2 separate regions of the Homo sapiens genome follow, and region 2 is linked to region 1. A link is a loop called in an ENCODE intact Hi-C map of the cell type or tissue named here. Cell type or tissue: Calu3. All regions are shown on one strand. Region 1 overlaps FBRSL1 (fibrosin like 1). Region 2 overlaps FBRSL1 (fibrosin like 1).

Region 1 (4,000 bases):
GGCCTCCCTGTGTGCTGCCAGCCACGCAGCAGCTTGGAGAGGACCCGTCCTTAAACACTTCCCGACTGCCGGGTCCAGAGCTGCGCCCTCCCTCCCTTACTCATCGCGTTTGAGTTCGCAGTTGGTGTCCTGGTTTTCCACCTGAGTGGGCGCTGGGATGGAAGGGTCCCGCCCAGGCGTCTGGTGCGGTCAGGCGCACATAAGCAGCCTTTGCAGGAAGCCGTGGCTGGGCCTCGATCCGAGTTCTAGCGCCCCACCGTAAGGGAGAGCCAGGTGCTTCCTGTCCCTCCCGGCCACCTCAAGTGTAAAATCACGGGGTTCAGGGCGGTGGTCTTGGGGGCTGCGCTGCACAGCCGTTTGCAGCTACAGCAGCTGCTCGGAGCTGTCTCCGACTTTGCACCCCCGTTTCACAGAGGGAGAAACCGAGGCCCAGGGAGGGCGGGGCTTGCAGCGGACGGGTGGGGGAAGGGCTCCTCCTTTCAGGTCCCAACTCTCCACAGTGGCAATGAGGTCGCTCTTTTTTCCTTTTTTTGAGACCTTGTCTCGCTCTGTCACCTACGCTGAAGTGCAGTGGTGCAATCTCGGCTCACTGCAGCCTCCACCTCCCGGGCTCAGTTGATCCTCCCACCTCAGCCTCCCCAGTAGCTGGGGCCACAGGCGCGTGCCGCCACCTCCGGCTAATTTTTTTATTTCGTAGAGACGGGCGGGGGTGGGGGGTCTTCCTATGTTGGCCAGGCTGGTCTCGAACTCCTGGGCTCAAGTGATCCGCCCACCTCGGCCTCCCAAAGTGCTGTTTCAGGCGCCGGCCACCGCGCCCGGCTGTCGCCCTTTCTGACTCAGTTTCCCCTTCTGGGAGCGGGGTGGCAGGTGTCCGTAACTTCTTGTTGTGAGGACCAGAGGAGCAGCGCCCACACAGCGCTCAGTGAGGCCGGCGCTGCGCGCCTTTCCCCGGGTGGCCGTGATCGGAGGCAGCGCGTTCGGACCCCGGGCCGGCGGCGGGCGCGGGTGGATCGGCGCCTCGGGGCTGGATTAGTCGGGTCTGCCCGCGCCCCGCCCCCGCCCCGCCCGCGCTCCCGCCTCCCGCGCGCCCAGCTCCGCGCCCGCCGCCTCGGGGCCCGCGCCGCGCCCGACGTCCGCCCGGGAGCCCAGAGCGCACCGAGCGCCGCCCAGAGCGCGCAGAGCCGGCGCGGCGGACATGCGCGTCCCCGGCCCGAGCTCCGGCTGAGCAGGGCACGCGGGGAGAGGGGTCGCCTGGACGGGCCAGGGCCACCCGGGGCTCGCGCTCCACGCCCGCGTCCATGCAGCCCGGCTCCGGCCCCGGGACTAGGGGCGACTGCCTGGGGCGCCGGCGAGGTGAGTGCGCGCTGCGGACTCCAGAGAGGGAATTGGGACTTTGGGGGGACAGGGGAGGGGGAGCGACCGCCCCCCCAGAAGAGCGGGACGCCCGAGATCTCCGGGCCTTCTGCCCACACCGCCTCTCCCGGAGCCAAGCGCGGAGACCGCGTCCTCCCGGGGGCGCACGTGGCGGCGGGCGGGCGGGGGTGCGGCGCGGCCGAGGGTCCCAGGCCCGGGTCAGGGCACCCGGGGTCCGGGGGTGGAGGCGGGGCCGAGCGTTGTGGGTGGCGCGCGCCTTTGTCTGCGCCCAGGTGCGGAATCGGCCACCCGGGTTCCCGGCGCCGCGCTCACCTGCCCCGAGTTGGAGTTCTTTGTCTGGGGCGGGGCGCGGCTGGCCCAGGCTGCGCCGCGTGTCTGGCCGAGGCTGCTCCGCGGGTCGGGTCCTCGCAGACAAAGCGCGCCCTGACCTCCGCCCGCCGCCGGGATTGTGCACCTCGCGGGGGCTGAGGCTTGCCCGGGCGCCCCCGCTGCCTCTTCGCAGGGACCCTGAGCCTGCGGACCCGGAGTCCTCCCACCTGTACCCTGGGCTTGAGTGATCCTCTACCCCACGCGGGCTAGGAGGCAGAGGCGGCTGCTCGTGCCTGGGTCACGTCCCTGCAGACCATGGCCGAGAAGTTAAGCGGGTCTGGTGGCCCCTGGGGCTGCCACCCCATTTGGGTCATCTGGCCACTGCCAGAAGCCCTGTCCTAGAAGGGAAAGAGCTGAGGGACCGCGTGGAGGAACGAGCCCCAGAAGGTGCAGCTGCTGTGTGTGGTCTAGGAAGGGGTTGGAGCCTGGGCCAGGCCCCCAGAGGGCCGGCCCCTGTTCTGCTCTCAGCCCTCCCGGATGGGCGTGGCTGCACCTGGCCAGGTGTTCAGGTTCTCACTGTGAGGTGGAGGCCACCTGCCTCCGGGGCCTCTGCTAGGGCCGAGGACCCCTGGAGCACCCATTCTCAGCCTCCCTGAGCAAACTCGTCTGCTAAGTGTAGGGCCCACTGTGGCGTGACCAGAATGGGTGCTGGATGGCCCCAGCCGCGCGGCCCGTGCGGAAGACCCTCCCCTTCCTTGCAGCCCTCTTGGCTTCGCTGGTGTCTGGGGCGCCCCCTTGTGGCCCTGGGGAGCTTGTGTTCGAACCTGGGACGTGGAGCGGAACCCACTAGAGTGTTTGGGTCCCAGTGAAGGGGAGGGCAGCAGAGCCCCAGAAGGGCTCCAACCTGTGGTTACCCTAGAGACGAGGGCCGGCTTTGGGGGCTGTGCTTTGGGGTCTGCCTTTTGGGTTGGCCGTCAAACTGCGGGCTAAGCTGGCTTCTCCTCCCTCTGCCCACCTGGGAGGCCTCAGCACCCGCCTCCTTCCTGGCCCCTGGAGAGTCCTGGCGGCGTGGTGGGGCCTGCTGCCCCAACCACAGAGGGGGCAGTTAACAGGTGGGCCACCTGGCGAAGAGGCCACTCAAACCCGGGACGCCAGCCAAGAAGAGGGCCCGCGTGCGTGCCAGAGACAGTGCAGCCCCTCAGATGAGGGGTCCAGAAGTCCTCCCAGGAGGATGGTGCAGGCCCAGGAGAGACCCCAGGGGTCTGTGGCAGGCCTGGGTGTTCAGTGCCTGGTTCATGGCTGGCATGGAGCAGCACTGGATCCCCATCCTTGCTGTGTGAGGGGCCCAGATTTGGGAGCCTGGCCCAAGGGAGCACTTGGTGCTGGCACTGCTGGGGGATGGGCACGGCCAAGGAGGTGCCGAGGCCTTTCTGGGGAGCCGCAGTGCCCCCTGGAGGCCCAAAGGCTGGTCTGGACTCCTCCCTGCCCACCTGCACAGGCCCCTTCACTATTCCTCCTGTTTCTCTCGGAGTCCTTCCTGTTTCCGATGCTGGGATGGTCACTGCGTAGCCTGGGTCACCGGCAGTGGCTGGACGGGGCAGGGAGGTGGAGGCGGACCCCATGGGAGCCACACTTCTGGGGGATGATGTTGAGGCGAGCAGAGAGGAGAAAGCCACATGCCCCAACCTCCAGGCCCCCTGGCTTCCCAGGGGTGAGAGGTTCCTGTCCTTCTTTCTTTGTAACAAGCCAGGATTCTAGGGGTGGTGGCCGCAAGGCTGGGGGAGGGAGAGGGTCATCGGGGCCCTGGACTGGGGCTGGGAGGGTCCCTTTCTGGGGTGCCGGGGTCTCCTAGCTTCCATCCGACCCGGCCCCTGTGTGGTTGAGCTGGGTCTGAGCAGAAACAACCTCCTCAGAAGGATGTCCTACGTCACTGCCTGGGGGTTGGTGGCTGGGGGCGCTGGACATAGAGTTGGTGTTTCACCCTGCAGAAGCCTGGGCTGCAGGACCCCGACCCCGGGGACCGCACAGGGTGAGCAGACCAAGTAGCGTCAGTGCCAGGAGCTCAGCATCCCTTCCCACCAGCTGCACCGCAGCCCTTTAACACACGAACGTGCGGGGCCCAACCGCTGCTCCTTTCCGAGGGGCCCACCTTCCTCCAGTGCAGGGGCCCTTCCGGCGCGTGTGGGTGTGGCAGGCCCGCCTCGGCTCTTGCCATCTTACAGGCATGGACCTGCTGCTCTTCTCTGTGGTTCAGGCCCTTGCGACGTGACTAGGAAGGGCTTCCCATTCCAGCAAGAAGGTGGAATCCACACCTGGT
Region 2 (4,000 bases), 66 kb before region 1:
TTTTTTGCCAAAGTATGGTGGTTTTTCCCCAAAGTTCAGATAATTCATAATTATATCAATAGTAGTGACTGGTTCAGTAAGCATTCTCTCCATCAGGCAGTGTTCTGAGCTGCCTTTCACAGACATCAACTCATTTACTCCTCAAATGACCCACGAGGAGGGCTGGATGCCCCCATTCCACAGATGGGGACCTTGAGGCTCCCCATTGAGGCAGAGCAAGAGCAAGGAGCACTGGGTGCCACGCCTGTCCGGCCTTAGAGTGAGCGGGCGCTGCCCTGCGAGGCCACCCACACGGGACACCGAGGGAGATGTGGCCACCAGGACCCAGCCCAGAGGCACAGCCTGCCCTTGGCTCTGCCGCCTTTGCTCACAGTCCCTCTGCCCCCACCCGCGTCTTGAGGGCTCTTCCTACTCTGGGATGCTGGAGGATGGGACGCTCAGGAGTTGGAGGAAGCCCTTGTAACCCCAGAGGCTGGCTTGTGCCCGCGGGACACTGCAGTGGTATAAACAACCAAACACAGGTGTAGACTTGCCGGGGAGGTGCAGCCTGCCTGCAGGAGTCCTGTTACCTCACCCCAGACCCCACACACACTGGGACCAACTCTCGGCCCCAGCCCTGGCCCCTGGGGCAGACCCCCACTCGCAGCCCCTTCTGACCCCAGGCAGACCACCCTCTCCGCCTGTCTGAACAGGCACCCCTTGCCCTGTGCCCGGGGCAGGTCTCTGTACCTGTTTTGTGCCCCCGGCAGGTCCCTGCCCCTTTTCTGTGCCCTGGATGGGACACACAGGCTGTTCTGTGCCCGGGGCAGGCCCCCGCCCCCTTTGTGTACCCTGGGTGGGACACATAGGCCGTTCTGTGCCCGGGGCAGGCCCCCAGCATCTGCACATTTATATGTGCTCCTGTAGGGGAGGAGGAGTCCCCGCTTGTCCTGGGCCTGTGTGTGCTGTGAACACAGCAGGCACTCCCTAAATGGTGGTGGTGGTGGTTGTGGGCTGAGGAGGGCCAGGGTCTGGCCTGGCTCAGGGTGTGCCTGCAGCCCTGGAGACAGCATTAATGATTAACTGCCCATAGAGATGGGAGCCCTGTGGCAGGGCTGAGGACCTGCAGAGGGGCGTGCTGGGCTGGGTGTGCTGGGGTGGGTGGGGCGGCGCGGCAGACCTGAGCCAGCCCCCGCTTGACTTTCTACTCTGTAACCAGGGGCCGTGGTATGTGGGGACAGGAGGCCTGAGGAAGCCCCGCTGGCCTCTCCCCTGCTCTTGTTCTGACCGGGAACTCTGGGTGCTTGGGAACGTGGCTCTTGCTGTCCCTTTTGTTTCCTGTGACAACTCTGTCCCCTGGTTGTACTGACCAGAGGACACTGGAAGCCCCCTACCCCTGGAGCAGTGCTGTGGCCATACGTGCCTGGTCAGTGCTGCTGTTCTCTGCCTGGGGTCCTCCCAAGAAGACTGGGGTCTGAGAGGTGTATCCAGGGCTGTGTCAGACCCCATCTTCCCACATAGCAAAGGCCATCCTTATCTGGCCTCAGGCCACAGAACAGGTTGTGCCGGTCCCTGTGTCTCCTGGGAGATAGGCCAGGCCTGCTTAGCCCAGTGGGCTGCACCGCCCACTCCCACATGCTGGCCGCTCGGCCCCAGTGACGCTGGCCATGGTGCTCTGGGCTGCGCCTGGGCCACAGGGAGGTGGCAGGGTGCCCAGGAGCACATTGGCCACTAGCTCCAGGCGGACACCACCATTCTGGTTTGGTGTCTGTGATTTTTGGTTAATTTGCATTTTTCAAACAGCAAATCACTTTCACCTGGTGACTTTCACTTGGTCCACACGTCAAGCTCCATAAGAAGGTGCGTGCTGAAGCTTGAGCTGTTCCCTGACTGGCACACGGGCCACGCAGAAGGTCCACGTGTGTCCCAGGAATAAAGGCGGAAGGAAAGCACCCAGCCTCCTGGCTCGGTGGCCAGCGGTCTCCTCTAACGCCTGTGCTTCCACATTCTCTGCTCAGCATAAACCACAGGACATGCACCCAAAATGCTGCTGAACCTGCACAGACGGTTGTGCTTAAGAAACCCCAGGCTACTGATCGTGTGCGGCCCCCGGCCTCCCAGGGCTGTCTGTGGGCGAGCTGTGACCCCTGCTGAAAATGGCCCAGAACCCTGGTGGGCATAGGGTGTGAGCCTGGAGCCGGTGGGCCTTGGCCAAGGGGAGGGTACAGGTTTTGAGACACGGCCCGTCGTGGGGAATGTGAGGGTGTGAGGGACTGGCCCAGACACTGCCCTGCCCTGCATCCTGGAGGCTGAGCCAGGTGGTCTCTCTGTGAGCCCCTAGTGGGCCTGGTGGGCTTCACAGAGGGGCCAGGGTTCCAGGAGCAAGAGCCCAGGCATAGGATCTGGGCTGGAAGTGTGACCTGGCCATGTGGGGGCGGGGCTGGGCCCGGCCTGCCGAGCACCGCGTGTGGGGCCTGACAGTGTCACTTGGACCTCCGGGGACCGCTGAGGCCACACTGTTGGTGGTGCCAGTGGGGGCTGAGTTTGCCAGGGGCACTGTGAGTCCATGCCTGGCCCATCTCTCAGATGGTGGTGGGGGCTGAGACCGCAGACATTTGGGTTCAGTGAGGAGAGCCAGGGAGAGGGCAGGCTTCGGCCCAGGAACTCCTTGTGGCTGCTTCCTGGTCTCCAGGTGGGGAAACTGAGGCACAGAGAGGGGAAGTGCTTTACCCACAGCCATGGGGCAGGGGTGCGGAGCTGAGCCGGGGCCTGCCCTGTGACAATGAGGGGCTGCCTGGAAGCTGCATGGATTCCTGTTCCTCCCACAGAGTCCCACAGCTGTGGGCAAGGGCTGCTCCCTCCGGGGAGGTGGACTCAGAGGCCCTGAAAGCAGCGTCGCTGGCCCCTCGGTCCACGTGGGTGCCCGCCACCTGTCCAGGCCCTGTCTGGGGGCCAGCAGCTCCTCAGGCCCTGCCATGGCTGGAGCAGGGCTTGCACCTGGCCTGCTTTGGCTCTGGGAAGGGTTCCACGTCCTCTGCCTGTGCTTCTGCCCCTCACGGGCCCCTGCCCAGTGGCTTGCTGGCCTCGGGGTCGGGGCTGTTACAGCAGGAGTCACCGGCCCTCTTCCCCATCCCCTCCCTCCCGGCTGCTTGGGCCTGTCAGTTCTTGGCTCAGGTTTCCAAGGCCTTCCTGTCCTTGCCGTGGCTACGCCGCGTGCCTGCACCTCCGCACGTGCTGCGCACCTTCGCGTTTGGGGCCTGGTGCCGGCTGCCCTTTGCCTGGAGGGGTCTCCCGGGGTCCCTGTGAGTCACCGCACAGTCCTGCAGCAGGGAGTCAGACCCACACTAGACCCTCCTTCCCCACTAGGCTCTCGTGCCCCAGCTGTCCTTACGGGGAGGTCTGTCGCCAGACGTCCGCCATATCCCGCCTTTGTGTGATTGCTTCTCTGGAGAAAGAGAAGTGCCCAGAACTGGCCCTGCTGTCTGTGGCTGGCAGTTTTAAGGCTCCTGATGGTTGTGAGGGTCTGTTCCCTGCCGAGGGGCCCGTGTTGCGTATTTACCCGGGCTTGTGTTTTTGTCACTCTGGAAGCCTCGTTTCACTGTGTTTTCTGGCTGGTTGTTGCTGTTTGTCTTCCCACCTGACATCTCTACCTGGGTACTTTGTTGGATTCCCTCCTCAGCACAGGCAGTTTCTAGGGGACTCTTAGGGGGTTGTCATTGGCCCTGCTGGCGTCTGCACATGGCTGTGACGTTGCTGCTTCCCTGCGGCTGCGCTGGATTTGTGAGTGTGTCCAGAGCGTGAGGATTGGTGTTGCTGTTTGTGGGTATCTGTGTCCCTCCCTCCTTCCCTGTTTCCCCACATTCTGATGGGCGCTCTGTCTTGCACGGGACGCATCTCTGGTCCAGCATCAGGTAGGGGTGACCCTGCTCACCCAGCTTGTGCCGCCGCCCCGCGCTTCCTTCCCAGGCCCTGCGGTGTCCTGTGTTGCGCGGGGCGCGTCTCTGGTCCAGCATCGGGTAGG

What was found. A loop is a pair of places that touch in the nucleus more often than their neighbours do. Peaks named below come from ENCODE experiments on the same cell type or tissue, not always from the same donor. Only the 100,000 strongest peaks of a DNase experiment are listed, where the experiment ranks them.
Region 2: a loop joins it to region 1, with 8 times the contacts of the local background. A loop is called at or near these places in 12 of 110 quality-filtered maps.

What each region holds. Positions count from the first base shown.
Region 1 is chr12:132,558,878-132,562,877 of GRCh38, forward strand. All of the region lies in intron 5 of FBRSL1 (fibrosin like 1), which reads left to right. Among named protein-coding and RNA genes, the nearest start is that of MIR6763, 21 kb to the right of the region's middle. RefSeq lists silencers at 1,015-1,314, 1,585-1,664 and enhancers at 2,195-2,264, 2,275-2,614, 2,745-2,794. In Calu3, CTCF peaks have their summits at 2,469 (motif pointing left), 2,740 and 3,143 (motif pointing left); DNase peaks (open chromatin) are centred at 1,134, 2,224, 2,464, 3,114 and 1 weaker place.
Region 2 is chr12:132,492,891-132,496,890 of GRCh38, forward strand. The region is part of intron 1 of FBRSL1 (fibrosin like 1); the gene reads left to right. Among named protein-coding and RNA genes, the nearest start is that of FBRSL1, 4.7 kb to the left of the region's middle. In Calu3, no CTCF peak of the experiment used is centred here; DNase peaks (open chromatin) are centred at 1,061 and 1,571.